Linked DNA regions of Mus musculus: region 1 is linked to region 2. Evidence: chromatin loops called from intact Hi-C (ENCODE). Cell type or tissue: left cerebral cortex. All regions are shown on one strand. Links, peaks and the distances in the headings refer to the core of each region. The heading gives the core; the rest is flanking DNA.

What was found. A loop is a pair of places that touch in the nucleus more often than their neighbours do. Peaks named below come from ENCODE experiments on the same cell type or tissue, not always from the same donor. Only the 100,000 strongest peaks of a DNase experiment are listed, where the experiment ranks them.
Region 1: a loop joins it to region 2, with 3 times the contacts of the local background. A loop is called at or near these places in 23 of 42 quality-filtered maps.

The regions. Positions count from the first base shown.
Region 1 is chr5:145,608,948-145,617,290 of GRCm38, forward strand. No RefSeq gene overlaps it. Among named protein-coding and RNA genes, the nearest start is that of Cyp3a41b, 28 kb to the left of the region's middle. In left cerebral cortex, for the core only: no CTCF peak of the experiment used is centred there; no DNase peak of the experiment used is centred there.
Region 2 is chr5:145,757,919-145,766,261 of GRCm38, forward strand. It overlaps the pseudogene Selenok-ps2. Among named protein-coding and RNA genes, the nearest start is that of Cyp3a41a, 42 kb to the left of the region's middle. In left cerebral cortex, for the core only: no CTCF peak of the experiment used is centred there; no DNase peak of the experiment used is centred there.

The DNA of each region.
Region 1 (8,343 bases), core at 63-8,062, 150 kb before region 2:
CTAAATTATAAATGTGGATATGAAAATGATTTTTACTGCACCTCTTGGGGTTGTGAAACCACTGGGGATACCTATTGGACCCCATCCTCCTCTTGGGATTATGTCACAGTTAAACAACTTTACCCCAATTCCAAAGTCACCTCCCCTGGAAAACAACCCCTTAATAGCTATTGTTCCCCCAATTCTTCTAGACAAGGGTGGTGCAACCCATTACAAATTGGCTTTACAACAGCCACAAGGACTGCTGACTGGACCAAGAGAGGATTTTCTTGGGGGTTGTGCATATATAAACAGGGCATAGATTAGGGATTGACATTCAAGATTAAACTACAAAAGGAAATCCCTAACAAATATGAAGCATCTATATAGGACCTAACCCCCAATTACATCACCCTCATTCCCCAAACAGTACCCTACTCCCAGGTACCCGCCCCACTGTTCCTGCCCCAGGGTGTGCTATGACCCTATTTCCGCCCACTCTCCCTGCAGGGGGCCCCCCTCTTCCACTGATTTTCTGTGGTCTATATTGAATGCTTCTGCTTTAGCCTTGTTGGATAAGACACAAAGAGATAATGCGTCAGAATTTGAGGATTGTTGGATGTGCTTTTCTGCTTCCCCACCCTTTTATGAGGGCATAGCCTTATTTGGAAAAATTTACGCTGCTTTCAGATGCTAGGCAGCTCCCCTTCGAGTCAGTTCAGCTTACCTGGACAGAACTCTCTGGGGTAGGAAGTTGTGTGTTGGGTCCAAGTATGGTTCACCACGGCCCTTGCTAGAGATTTGCAATAACATGTTTAGAGTAAATAAAAATGGGTTTTCTTATCTTCTTGCCCCAAATGATACCTTTTTGGCATGTTCCACGGGCCTTACACGGTACATTATTATACAAGATTTTATAAATAATAGAGATTATTGTGTCTTGGTTCAGCTTGATCCAAATTTTAGTATTCATAAGTCAGATGACTTATTAAAGTTTTGGGACCGAGGTGACTCCTTGCCATCCCGCCACAAAAGAGAGCCTATCTCAGCGGTGACCCTTGCAGTCCTTCATGGCCTGGGTGCTGCTGGGACTGGGACTGGAATCACAGCCCTTGTGTCATCTCAATAGAATGTGCGCAATTACCATCTGCTCAATGAGGCTATTAGCCAAGATATAGAGAATATAAAAAGGGGCCTAGATGATCTTACTGATTCCTTGTTCTCCCTTTCAGAAGTTGCCCTTCAAAATAGAAGGGGATTAGATTTGCTCTTTCTACAACAAGGAAGCTTATGTGCTGCACTTAAGGAAGAATGCTGCGTATATGTTGATAAAACTGGATTAGTTAATGATAGCATTGCCAAGGTTACTGCCAGTTTAGAAAAAAGAGAAAAAGAGAGAACAACAAGAGTCATGGTACCAAAATTGGTTTTCAACCTCCCCCTGGCTTTCAATCTTGTTGCCCTCCCATTTGGGGCCCCTATTAGGACTCCTATTATTGATTTCCTTCGTTCCTTGGGCATTTCAGAAATTGATCCGATTTGTTAAATCTCAAATTGATTCATCTCTTTCAAGCACATCGGTTTCAGTTCATTTCCATCGGCTGGACATTGGCAATAACAAGCAGGTTACTGGAGAAGAGTCAGACATGGATACAGCTTCATCACCTTTGTCTCGAGGAGAGAGACTCAATTTCCATAAAATGCTTAAGTAAGATCATTCCCCTCCCCCTAAATTTGGCCATTGGTCTCATGCCACGAATCATTTATAGATTGCCATAGTCTGTGCTTCCGACATGGTAATATACATTCTCGCCACATTGGAAACTAAACAGTCATCCCAGGCTAGACACATCGAAAAATTGGAACTTGAAGCCTTTGCCCGTGAGAGTTGTAAGGCTATTGGTAATGGACTCTAGATTCCCCATATAAAAGACACACAATTCTGATATTCTATTTAGAAGCTGTATGCCTAGACTGGGCAAGCTTTGGAACCATTCTTACTTATATGCCAGGCATATGTCCCTTGTTACTTGCTGTTTCTCCTGGACCCTCTCCTCTCATGCCAACCTCCTCTTCTTCTCTCCCTACTGTCTTTCTATTGGGACCCCTCAATTTATCCTCAAATCCCTTTTTCTCTCTTTACTGTCCTTCACATGTTTTGGCCTTTTATTGACCAGTTGACTTGGGAAGCAAAGTTTACATAGTATCACTTGGGGTATAGGAGGATTGCCTGATTAGGGGCAATAAGATCTTGTGGACAGTATTTAGCATTTGAACACATAGCAGCAGCAGAGTAAGCCCAATATGTATCTTTTAAAATTTACTGTAACAGTAGCTGATGTGGAATCTGGATGCTTCCTGGTTTAGCCATTCCTGCTTTTGTTCCTTGATGACTCAAACAAGTGTAGCCACACTTGTGAATTTAAGAAAGATAAGTTCTCAGAAAGGAGAGTATTAAGCTTCTGCACTCCTGATCCAGCTCTGACCTCTAACCTTACCATTGACCTTCCAGTTTTCCAACTTCTCTTTCTACTTCCAGCACCAAGTGGACTTTCTTCATCTGATGATAAATGCTCATGATAATACCAAAGACAATGAGTCTCATAAAGGTAACCAAGACCTTCCTTGTCTATGGACAAGGATGCTATTGGGGAGTGTGCTGGTTGTTTAGAAAATATGTATGGAGGCTTTTCTAAGTAGAGAAATACTTCTGTTGAGTTGCTTAAGACATGGCTATTTGTTGGAAACAAAAAAAGCTGGGAGGTCCTGAGGTTGGCCCTGGAGAAGAAGGTCAAGGGAATGGGGCCAAATGTCTGACGAGAGTTACTGGGCTCTGGTCAGGCGGACGCAGGCAGAGCTCCCAGATGCTTTCCAGTTGGCTTCAGTGTGCCTCTAAGTGTCTGACCCCACTCCGCAAGGGGTGGAAAAGGGGTATCCCCCGACCAGGGACCCCGGGGCTATAGGAGAGAGGGATGGGGGAAGAGATTCCCAAAACCTGTGAAGGTGGCACAGCATATCTTGATGGAGCCGAGACTATGGTTTAAGAGCTTTATTATAGAAATGCAGGGAGAAAGAGGAAGGTAGAAAGAGAGAGTGGGGAGAGGAGAGAGGAGAGAGGAGAAAGAAGACAAAGAGAAAGGAAAGGGGTGAGAAAAGCGAGAGGAATGAGAGGTAAAGAAACAAAGGAGTAAGAGAAGAGAGCAAGTTGGGGGCCGAACAACTTTTTGATGGACTTTACTGTCCCTAGATAACTGGGGAGGAGTTTAGTCTGAAGGTCAGAAGCTTTGTCCATTGTCTATGTGACTACTGACCATGCTTCTCTTGTGGGGGCTGTGGGAGGTGGTACCTTAGGCAGGGGCCAGTGTTCCAGCAGCATGAGAGAAAACCTACAATGCCATGTAGGTGATTTATGACCATCCGGGTTCAGACCTCATCTCCACTGGTGACCAGCCTGCAATTCCCCACAGCTATTATCTCCAAGGAGTTTTCTGTGAGCACATGGATATAAGACTGCTCCTAATAAATGTTAACCATAATGGATATCTCCAGTGATATGTGTGATATCTGAAAAGGAAATAAGTTATAACTTATTTCTCTAACTATAATGCCAACTGGGGTATTATAGTTCCATTGCTGATCTGTCTGTCTGTCTGTCTGTCTGTCTGTCTGTCTGTCTGTCTGTCTGTCTGTCTGTCAGTCTGTCTGTCTAACTATCTATCTAACTATTATGGAAGATTAGAATATACAATTGAGTAAAAAAAAAGTGTAATGACAAAATTCTTTAACCAAAGTTGAAGATTTAGAAATATAGGATTCCTGTCTTTCATTTGGGTGAAATTTCATAGCTAGAAAAACTTGAGAGGAGGAACAGGAAGAACAGATAAAAGGTTTAGAGCAAAGATAATATTTAAAAGGTGAACTTAGCTTGTTAAACCCTAATTGTAGGGACCCAAAAATCAATTCCAATGCAATTATGTATGGAGTCTCCATTACGACCTTGCTTGCAAGCTTTCCCATGATCCCTGTCACAGCAGGACAGAGTGAAGGCTGGAATTTAGAGGTGCAGGGTATTTATTGTGATTACAGCATGCTAGGGGAATTTCAGTATGGGTCAGCAAGTTAGTACTTTTCAAACTTCATTTCTGGCTTAATCTGCAGGAGCTGAACTTGTCCTCACAGACAGGATGATCAGGTTAACTGTTCTCTGCAGGATGTCTTAGGTTATCTCTATGTACCTTGAGATGGCTGTTGTAGCTTGACTAGCTGTTGCTAAGTGGGGTGGGAGAGTTGTCATAGGATATTTGCTCAGATGGATTTGTGATTTTGTTCCTGGAACTGGAGTTTAGCTCCTTGTCTCATACAAAATAGAGTTTCATTGAAAATGATCTTGGTTTTGCTTTACAAGGGAACCTTCTTCCATTTACTGAGTTTCTGGTAATGATTGTAAAGATCTCATATAATGGAATTGAAAGTAGCATTAGGTGGCCATTTAGACACATTATCTGAGAGATATTATGGCCAAGTCCAGCTGAAATATGCTTAGAAGACTTTAAATCAGGTGCTAGGTCTGAGTTTCTCCAAGAGGCATTCCAGTATAGATACACTTCCCATGGGTGAGGAGAAGAGTCACAGGTCTGAGCCCAAGGCATCCTAAGGACACAGGTAGAGCTAGAACAAGTAGAAACAAACTGGCCAGCCACATTGTCATGGTGCTGTACCAGGCTGAAAGCAATGTGTCCAAGGAAACATGGTTCACTCAGTACTAGGATTTACTAGAAAACAGGAGCCGTGACAGTAGAAGGATGACACAACTACTGAGGTCCATAGTGAGGGTCAATAAAAAGGGCTGGCCATAGCCTAAAGACTGTATCTAGTAGTACGTCAACTCCCAGAGCCACTAGAGTTCTGGACATTCAGTGGTTACTCCGTGAGGTCTAGGGAAGTGTGTTCACCGACCAGGAATGGGATACTCACCATCATTTGGTGTTAGATGCAGAAATGTATGGATCAGATGTCAGAAAGTAAGCATGTATCATGTGGATTGAAGATAGGGTCCTAGCATGGAACCTCAACCCGCAGGAAGTCACACAAACTCTGGAATATACTATTTGAGTCTCAGCACCAAACATTGGATCTAAATGGCTTGATTCATAAGGTCACACAGTGCAACAAGTATCACTACGAAGGTTCATTCAGGGAAGTCAGGGGAGGGGATAGAGAGGGGCCCTCTGGATGAATGTGGAAGAAAAAGAAAGGAGTGTGGAAGATGAGTTTTATCAGGGGTATAGCATATTCACAGGATGAGGGTATGGGACAGGAAGCAACTGTGGGAATGGGTCTCTCCTCAGCAGCTAGTGATGCCTCATCCTGTTGTGACTGGGCCCATAGGGATGGCTTTGCAGGAGTCTGATTGCTAACAATTTGCTAAATTAGATATTGATTTTAAAGATACCCACTGATTGTGGGTTTGTAGGCCATATTCAGTGTAAGAGCAAGGAATTGCACTAATTGATAAAAATCTACAAATCAAAGAATCACAGCATGCATGGCAGAAGAAGTGAAAATGCCTTAACTCTATCACTGTGGGATCCAGTGCCATCTTCTGACCTCTAAGGACTCCTGTACAAACACAGACATGTGAATAATTAGAATTAACAAAACATCTTAACTTTTAGCAGCAGACTGGAGTTCAGTGTCCAGTGTTTGGTTTTAGATTCTGGGACAGGGTACTGAGGTGCATATATTACATATCAAAGCAGACATGGCCTCTAGTTTCTCCCAGCATCCCTCAGTTGCTATCTAGCATACCCTACTCACAATTCTGATCTTACCACCCCTTCTCCCAGAGGCTCTCCCCTACATGATCAGGTATTTTGGTCTTCTTGTGCATCCTTCTCTTTATCCTTCTCTCTCTCCTTCTTTCCCTCTCTCTACATGTGTACTCTTTCTCCCTTTCTCTCCTTCTCTTCGCCCTCCCCTTTTTCTCCTCCTCATAGCAATAAATCTACCCATGTATAATGTAATCTGGCTTGTACTGGCTCACTTGGCTTGCAAAGAAATAGCTTATCAGACATTACTCATTTGTTACCAAGAAAATCCTTGGATGTTTGGTTTCAGATCTTAAGGCAAGGGAATAAGTTGTGCATTTTATATACCAAAGCTGACCAGGCCTTCAGATTTTTCTAGCTTCCCTCATTTTCTTCCTGGCATACCTGTCCATTACCTTGAATTTTGTAGCACCAGGGATGGGTCGCCATTCACCAGAAGTTCCCTCTATTATTCCAGTCAGTTTTATCCCCCCACTTGCTCTCTTCCTCTGTCTGCATGGGCTTTTTCTCTACTCTTCCCCTCAACTCTGTTTCTCTTCACTTTGCAAATTCTATATTCTCCTTCTTTTGGAGACAGCCTGGGAGCATCTTTACATTAAACCTGCAAATTTCATTCATATGTATATATCTTGAATTGGTTTATTTGCCTGGCAGAGAAATAACTTATCACCCAGCTCCTACCTCTGATAGCTCACAGACTTCAGTAACTTTTTATTTAGACAGTAGATACCATTTTCTGGTCTCCATGAGTGGCCTCTTCCACATACCACCCCTCAACACAGACACACACTCTGAAATAAACATAATTGAAAATAAAATTTGTAAACAAAAAATTTGATTTTCTCTTTAACTCCTCTGTGAGTGTACATTCTGACATGACTTATGATATTCTCCTCATCTACTCAGTGATGGTTCATTTTAACATGACTTATGGTTTTCTTCTCATCTCCTCTGTGATGGTCCATCTTCACATGACTTAAGATTTTCTCATCTCCTGTGTGATAGATAGTCTATCCTGAGATGAGTCATGATTTTCTCCTCATCTCGTCTCCGAGAGTCCATCCTGACATGTCTTATGATTTTCTCAACTCAGCTTTAATGATCCATCCTAACATGACTTGTTTTTCTCATCTCCTCTGTGATGATCCATCCTGACATGATTTATGATGATCTTATCTGTTCTGTGATGGTTCATCTTGACATGACTTATGTTTTTCTCATTTCCTCTCTTATGGTCCACCTTAAAATAATTATGATATTCTTCTCATCTGCTCTGTGAGGGTTCAATCCTGACATGACATATGATATTCTCCTTATCTCTTCTATGAAGGTCTGTCCTTACATGACTTACTTGAAATGTTTCCTTACTTCCAGCCCTGTCCAAATGGAGATCACAACTCAGTCAATTATGTTTATATTTGCTTCCTATAAACCCATCAGCAGCACACTTTCCTTTGGTCTGTATTCTCTGCTCACTTAGCATGATAGCTAGAAGAACCTGCAGGAGAACGATGAGGCTCTGCCCAATAAGGTAAGAGGATGGTGTAAGAGGGGAATAGAGAAGCCTCAACAAAAACACTTTCTCATCAACCACAATGTTGTGTGTGTGTGTGTTTGTGTGTGTGTCGCTTCTGTCTCTGACCAGCAGAAAAGAGCAACAACACAGCGTTCTTCTCAAAGCAGTTTATTCAGGAACCTTTCAACGTGCAAGCAGGAATCTCTCTCTGTCTTAGACCACAATCCCTTATATATCCCCTCAAACATGCCACATCAGCCTAGTCCAAGTAATCTCACTTCATTGGCCTTAGTCAAATGGCCTGATCTTGCGTCATGGTGTGCCTGCGCAGCTCTCACGATGGACGTGGCTTATTTTCGGGTGTATGAGGAAGTCAGGTGCAATCATAAAACTTGGCTGCAGTCCCGGGCACCATTTTGGGACTACTGCCACACCCGCTCCCCACTTCTCCCCCTTTTTTCTTTTTTGACAGAGAGAATGCCTGTCTTAGGTTGCCCCCTGAGGCAATGCCTCTTACCATCATTGGGAGACAAACAACTTTGGTTTGATCCTTGTCTTAGGTTGGAGTCTTACCCGTCATTGACTACTTCTCTAGCATACCAAGCCACACTTGAGGAGACTGTCCTGTCTCCAGAGCTTCAAAAGCTTGTATCATCATGGCTTGGATTCTGCGCTGATGAAACTGTAGAAGTCAAATGCACCAAAAGGCCAGGATGCTGATTAATATCAGACACAGTGTAAGTCCAACAATTCTGGCCCACTCTTTCAAGCGGGAGACACCTGTAGATCGAGCTGGCCAGTCCTTCAGCCATGGATATGTCCACATGGCTTGAGTTAATATGGACTATGGATTGACTCAATTCCCGAACTAATCCATCAAAATGCTGAGACCCATTTCCTGTAAGGTACTGGGATATAGTGTGGGATAAATGAGCAGCACAACTGGCATTCACAAATGGTATAGATGTAACACACAGTCCTGGATATTTCCACTCACAACCCAATTGTGCTAACTCAATC
Region 2 (8,343 bases), core at 110-8,109:
CTGAGTTTCTCCAAGAGGCATTCCAGTATAGATGCACTTCCCATGGGTGAGGAGAAGAGTCACATGTCTGAGCCCAAGGCATCCTAAGAGCACAGGTAGAACTAGAACAAGTAGAAACAAACTGGCCAGCCACATTGTCATGGTGCTCTACCAGGCTGAAAGCAATGTGTCCAAGGAAACATGGTTCACTCAGTACTAGGATTTACTAGAAAACAGGAGCCGTGACAGTAGAAGGATGACACAACTACTGATTTCCATAGTGAGGGTCAATAAAAAGGGCTGGCCATAGCCTAAAGACTGTATCTAGTAGTACGTCAACTCCCAGAGCCACTAGAGTTCTGGACATTCAGTGGTTACTCCATGAGGTCTAGGAAAGTGTGTTCACCGACCAGGAATGGGATACTCACCATCAGTTGGTGTTAGATGCAGAAATGTATGGATCAGATGTCAGAAAGTAAGCATGTATCATGTGGATTGACGATAGGGTCCTAGCATGGAACCTCAACCCGCAGGAAGTCACACAAACTCTGGAATATACTATTTGAGTCTCAGCACCAAACATTGGATCTAAATGGCTTGATTCATAAGGTCACACAGTGCAACAGGTATCACTACGAAGGTTCATTCAGGGAAGTCAGAAGAGGGGATAGAGAGGGGACCTCTGGATGAATGTGGAAGAAAAAGAAAGGAGTGTGGAAGATGAGTTTTATCAGGGGCATAGCATATTCACAGGATGAGGGTATGGGACAGGAAGCAACTGTGGGAATGGGTCTCTCCTCAGCAGCTAGTGATGCCTCATCCTGTTGTCACTGGGCCCATAGGGATGGCTTTGCAGGAGTCTGATTGCTAACAATTTGCTAAATTAGATATTGATTTTAAAGATACCCACTGATTGTGGGTTTATAGGCCATATTCAGTGTAAGAGCAAGGAATTGCACTAATTGAGAAAAAATCTACAAATCAAAGAATCACAGCATGCATGGCAGAAGAAGTGCAAATGCCTTAACTCTATCACTGTGGGATCCAGTGCCATCTTCTGACCTCTAAGGACTCCTGTACAAACACAGACATGTGAATAAATAGAATTAACAAAACATCTTAACTTTTAGCAGCAGACTGGAGTTCAGTGTCCAGTGTTTGGTTTTAGATTCTGGGACAGGGTACTGAGGTGCATATATTACATATCAAAGCAGACATGGCCTCTAGTTTCTCCCAGCATCTCTCAGTTGCTATCTAGCATACCCTACTCACAATTCTGATCTTTCCACCCCTTCTCCCAGAGGCTCTCCCCTACATGATCAGGTATTTTGGTCTTCTTGTGCATCCTTCTCTTTATCCTTCTCTCTCTCCTTCTTTCCCTCTCTCTACATGTGTACTCTTTCTCCCTTTCTCTCCTTCTCTTCACCCTCCCCTCTTTCTCCTCCTCATAGCAATAAATCTACCCATGTATACTGTAATCTGGCTTGTACTGGCTCACTTGGCTTGCAAAGAAATAGCTTATCAGACATTACTCATTTGTTACCAAGAAAAGCCTTGGATGTTTGGTTTCAGATCTTAAGGCAAGGGAATAAGTTGTGCATTTTATATACCAAAGCTGACCAGGCCTTCAGATTTTTCTAGCTTCCCTCATTTTCTTCCTGGCTTACCTGTCCCTAACCTTGAATTTTGTAGCACCGGGGATGGGTCGCCTTCCCCAGAAGTTCCCTCTATTATTCCAGTCAGTTTTATCCCCCCACTTGCTTTCTTCCTCTGTCTGCATGGGCTTTTTCTCTACTCTTCCCCTCAACTCTGTTTCTCTTCACTTTGCAAATTCTATGTTCTCCTTCTTTTGGAGACAGCCTGGGAGCATCTTTACATTAACCTGCAAATTTCATTCATATGTATATATCTTGAATTGGTTTATTTGCCTGGCAGAGAAATAACTTATCACCCAGCTCCTAACTCTGATAGCGCACAGCCTTCTGTAACTTTTTATTTAGACAGTAGATACCATTTTCTGGTCTCCATGAGTGGCCTCTTCCACATACCACCCCTCAACACAGACACACACTCTGAAATAAACATAATTGAAAATAAAATTTGTAAACAAAAAATTTGATTTTCTCTTAACTCCTCTGTGAGTGTACATTCTGACAAGACTTATGATATTCTCCTCATCTACTCAGTGATGGTTCATTTTAACATGACTTATGGTTTTCTTCTCATCTCCTCTGTGATGGTCCATCTTAACATGACTTAAGATTTTCTCATCTCCTGTGTGATAGTCTATCCTGAGATGAGTCATGATTTTCTCCTCATCTCCTCTCTGAGAGTCCATCCTGACATATCTTATGATTTTCTCAAATCCACTGTAATGGTCCATCCTAACATTACTCTTGGTTTTCTCATCTCCTCTGTGATGATCCATCCTGACATGACTTATGATGATCTTATCTGTTTTGCGATGGTTCATCTTGACATGACTTATGTTTTTCTCATTTCCTCTCTTATGGTCCATCTTAAAATAATTATGATATTCTTCTCATCTGCTCTGTGAGGGTCCAATCCTGACATGACATATGATATTCTCCTTATCTCTTCTGTGAAGGTCTGTCCTTACATGACTTACTTGAAATGTTTCCTTACTTCCAGCATGTGCAACATGGAGATTACAACTCAGTCAATTATGTTTATTTTTGCTTCCTACAAACCCACCAGCAGCACACTTTCCTTTGGCCTGTATTCCCTGCTCGCTCACCATGATAGCTAGAAGAACCTGCGGGAGAACGATAGGGCTTTGCCCAATAAGGTAAGAGGATGGTGTAAGAGGGAAATAGAGAAGCATCAACAAAAACACTTTCTTATCACCCACAATGGTGTGTGTGTGTGTGTGTGTGTGTGTGTGTGTGTGTCTGTGTGTCTGTGTGTGTGTCGCTTCTGTCTCTGACCAGCAGAAAAGAGCGACGACACAGCATTCTTCTCAAAGCAGTTTATTCAGGAACCTTTCAACATGCAAGCAGGAATCTCTGTCTCTGTCTTTGACCACAATCCCTTATATATCCCCTCGTCAACGCCCCATCAGCCCAGTCTGAGTAATCTCAGTTCATTGGCCTTCGTCAAATGGCCTGATCTTGCATCATGGTGTGCCTGCACAGCTCTCACGATGGATGTGGCTTATTTTCGGGTGTATGAAGAAGTCAGGTGCAAGCATAAGACTTGGCTGCAGTCCCCAGTGCCATCTTGAGACTACCAACACACCCGCTCCCCACTTCTCCCCCTTTTTTCTATTTTGACAGAGAGAATGCCTGCCTTAGGTTTCCCCCTGAGACAATGCCTCTTACCAGTCATTAGGAGACAAACAGCTTTGGTTTGATCCCTGTCTTGTGTTGGAGTCTTACCCATCATTGACTACTTTTCTAGCATGCCAAGCCACACTTGAGGAGACTGTCCTGTCTCCAGAGCTGCAAAAGCCTGTATCATCAAGGCTTGGGTTCTGAGCTGATGAAACTTTATACGGCAAATGCACCAAAAGACCAGGATGCTGATTAATATCAGACACAGGGTAAGTCCACCAATTCTGGCATACTCTTTCAAGCAGGAGACAGCTATAGATCCAGCTGGCCAGTCCTTCAACCATGTATGTGTCCACATGGGTTGAGTTAATATGGACTATGGATTGTCTCAATTCCCGAACTAATCCATCAAAATGCTGAGACCAATTTCCTGTAAGGTACTGGGATATAGTGTGGGATAAATGAGCAGCACGACTGGCATTCACAAATGGTATAGATGTGACACACAGTCCCGGATATTTCCACTCACAACCCAATTGTGCTAACTCCATCAAAACATCCACTTGTTCCTGGACTAAATCAACCCTTTGATTCCGCAACAAAATTCCTGCTTTCAGCTGGCTAATAATATTTCCCTGAACATTCAAAGCTTCTGCAACACCCACAGATAAATTATTCACAGCTGCTGCTGTTTGTACCACAGAGGTAAAGGATATGGCCGAAGCCATGGCTGTGGTGGAGCAGTGACAATGGCCGCAGTAATGCCAAAAATCCCTCTTAGGTCTAAACAAAGACATAGCAGAAGGAGCTTGAACAGGCCAAGGTACAGAGTGAGGCATCCTAGTCACAACAGCTAAATGATATTCAGATACATTCCAGCATATACTATAATAACAAATATCACTACTACAATTAACAACATTATTCTCATAACTACCATTATAAACAATAAACACAAAATGAGACCACAAACAAACAGGTGTAGCCTTAAAGGAAGCATTACGCCCTCCAGCAAGTTGAGATACAGAGGTTTCAAACCCACTAGACTCATTCCAATAAAAACTTGCATCACCCCATGCCCCTCCCACTAGCATACTCAGAGGAGAAAGATCTGTGCAACTACCATTCACACCATACAACAAACACACATTAAAAGGATTACTAGCTCCTACTTGAGCTGGATTTTGATAGGTCCAATTATATCCTGAAAATGAGCCATTATGGACTGTGCCAATATAAGGAGAAAAGGTAAAATATTTCTTTACAGCCCAAGCTGCCTTTCTAGACTGACACCCAGTCCATGGCAGAAGGGAATCAGAGCTACCCTTGCAAAAGGGAGCCCATCTAGGTTGGGGAGGTATGGTATCATTGTCTTTGGAAAAAATGACAGGCCACACCCCTTGAATCCATGTGGCATTAGCTTTAGTAAAACTATTAATTGGCATGTCAAGCCATGCTGCTGTTTGATTATACATTTGAACGCAGCCACTATTCTGAGAAATATTTTGAATCATTTGAAAGCACAGCAACTCCCTCAACTAAAGCTGCATCGGTTCCTGCACAGTCGCTATTTCCCCATCTCATGGTAAAAAGGGTAACTGCAGCAAAGCATTAGATGTGAAAAATCGAGGGAACACTCGTGCCGAATGCGTCAATGACATGGGTTTGGGAACACAGATAAGATTCCCCAATGTGGATCTTCAGTCATCACCATGGGAAGTATCCTCAACACCAGGAACATCCATGCCATCCCCACTCCTCTCATTTTGGACTGCTCTGATCAACCTCTCCGGGACCCACAGTGGCTGTTGATGATCCTGGGAACTTACCAGCTAGCTGCCCTGACTGCGATGAGTTCTGAACGAAGAGAAGGGTCCCCATAAGGGCCACCACTTATTGCTTCTGTCTCTGAACAGCAGAAAAGAGAGACAACACAGCTTTCTTCTCAAAGCAGTTTATTCAGGAACATTTCAACATGCAAGCAGGAATCTCTCTCTCTGTGTATGACCACAATCCCTTATATATCCCCTCAACCACACACCACCAGGCCAGTCCAAGTAATCTCAGTTCATTGGCTTTCGTCAAATGGCCTGATCTTTCATCATGGTGTGCCTACTCAGCTCTCACAATGGATGTGGCTTATTTTCGGGTGTATGAGGAAGTCAGGTGCAAGTCATAAGACTTGGCTGCAGTCCTGGACACCATCTTGGGACTAATGCCAGACCCGCTCCCCACATCTGTGTATGTGTTTGACACAACGCACACACACACACACACACACACACACACACACACACAAACACACACATACAGAGAGAGAGAGACAGAGGAATTGAAAAGTTTGGTGTGTGTACATGTCTGTGTTAAGGTGTTTGTAAGTGGGCATGTGAGTATATGCTTGTAAGATTGTATATGAGTGTTTGTGTGTGTGTGTGTGTGAAGGTTAGAGGACAACTTTGGGGTTGGTCCTTCCTTTTTTTCCTAATTTTACACAGGGTTTCTTTGTTGCCACTGCTGCATACATCAAACACTCTAGCCCATGAATTTAGGGACTCTTCAGTTGCTACCTTCCATTTTGCTGTGAGAAGACTGAGATTACAGATCTGCATTTACATGATGGTGTGTGTGTTTGTGTGTGTGTGTGCATTGTGTATGTGTGTATGTGTGAGTGTGTATGTGCATGTGTTACACATCTGGGATTTAAGAGGAATCAGATTTCAGGTCCTTACACTTCCATAGCAAACATGCACACCACGAGCCATCTTTCAAATTCCAGTGATTTTATTTTACATTTTTGTATGTACGTATGTATGTATGTATGTATGTATGTATGTATGTATGTATGTGTATGTATGTATGTATGCATTTATGTAAGTATATATGTATATGTGTGTGTATATGTATGGGGGTGTGGGGCATTGGGCTATGCACAGACAGTCTGGTCTCCAGTAGAGCTGAGATTTTGAACCCTGGGACCTAGTGGTCATAATTTACCCACATGGGACAAAAGAAGTTCTCTCATGTCTCCTGGAACTCTGGCTCCTGTCTAAGTTACCACCCCTCTCAGCCACCACAAGAGAAGCATGCCTAGCAGTCATGTATGAAATGCCCCAAGCTTCTGCCCTTCAGGCTACACTCTTCCCCAGTTACCTAGCTACACTAAAGACCATAAGAGGGGATCCTTGGCCCAACATCACTCTCTCCTTCCTTTGTTCTCTTACCTCACACTTCTCTCACTCCTCTCTTTTTCTCCTCTCCTCTCTTCTCCTCTCCTCTCCTCTCCTCTCCTCTCCTCTCTCCCTCTTGCTCTTACTCTCTTTCTCTCTAGCCTTTCCCTCCTCTCTCTCCTCCCTTCTCTCTTTCTCTCTGCCTTTCTATAATAAAGCTCTAAAACCATAGACAGTCTCTGTTCATAAGGGCTGTGCTCACTCTTGAGGTGTGAGAACCTCTCTTCCCTCATCCCTATCTCCCATAACCCCAGGGCTACAGGGTGTGGTGCTGGGTCTCCCATGTCGGGGCTATCCCTTTTCCACACCCTGTTGAGCGAGTCAGAGGTTTGGATGCCCACCCAGGGCTGAGTGAATGCATCTGTTGGCCTTCCTGCATCCTCCTGTCCAGAGCATAGGTGGAACTCTGGTGGGACATGGGTCCTCCCTCCCCCTCTTCTTCAGGCCCCTTTTTAGTTCCTACATGGGGGCATGTGTGCTGCAGCATATGTGTTAAGGTCAAATGATAATCTGAAGGAATTTGTTCTCTCTTTCGGCTGCATGAGTTTTAAGGGTCCAAATCAGGTTAGTAGTTTCAGAGGCAGGTGACTTTGCTCCCTGAGCTGTCTGAGTAGCACTTGATAACTTGTAACAGGAGTAAAAGCACTGGTTTTTTCCCAGAACCATTTAGAAGTTATCATAAACGGCAACAAAAGGAGACATGGGCAATACATTTTCTCATGGCAACAGGAGGTTTCTGTAACACAGGGCTGGGCCTGGTGTGTGTCTGTTATCTAGGACCAGGAAATACCAACTAAGCAACATGCACACATTCTGAGTGATGTAAAAGATATGCAGTTATCAGTCAGATCTCTGAATTGTTCAATGATAGTGCTGGATATGCTGTGTACCAGCTGTACCCCGAGAGATCCTAGAATGGGCCTTGATAGAGGTGCGTGGATTGACTCAGCTCTGTGTCATGATTCCCCCTATATATTTATAGTTATAAAAGAAGCCAGGGTGTGAGCCTTATTGTCTAAATCATAAGCCAAACACTCTCTCTCTCTCTCTGTCTCTCTGTCTCTCTCTCTGTAAAAATGTGTGTTTGTGTGTGTGTGTGTGTGTGTGTGTGTGTGTGTGTGTGTGTAGGTCATAGAGCTACATTATAGACATTTCTAAATCACTTTCGACCATGACTTTAGATGGGATATCTCACTAAACCTGGAGGTGATCCATTTGGCTAGGCTTTTTAGCCAATGAGCAAGAGGCATGCACTGTCTCAGTCTACATACTGCTGGAATTATAGATGGGTTACACTCTGTCTAGCTTTATAAATGATTTGTGTCTGAACTTATATCCTCAGGCTTGCATAATAGAAACTTCACTAATTGAACATCTTCCAGGCCACAGGTGATAATTATTTCACTTTGTAAGGAGCTTGAGAAACTGCACAATGGGTAAGTCTTCCACGGGATCCATTCATATTTGAGTCCTAGCAACCAAAGGGCCGTTCTCAACTGCTCTGACTCTAGGTACAGGAGACATGATGCCCTCTTTTGGCTTCTGTGAGCAGTGTACTCATGTGGTACACATACACACATACACAAAAATCACCTACACACATAAAATAAAGCAAAAGTCTAAAACCCCTTTAAAATGTGCTAACTAAAGTCCTTTGAGATGCTGAGCTTGATTTTGAAGCTGCTGAGAAATCAGCAATAGACACACTTAAAGTCAAATCTGAAAATATCGGAACAAATGTTTTTATTTTTCTTCCCAGGCACTTTCCACTTATTTTTTTTCCCAGGACTAAATACATGGCCTTTATTTCTTCCAGATCAAAGATTTTGGGTATGATCATATAA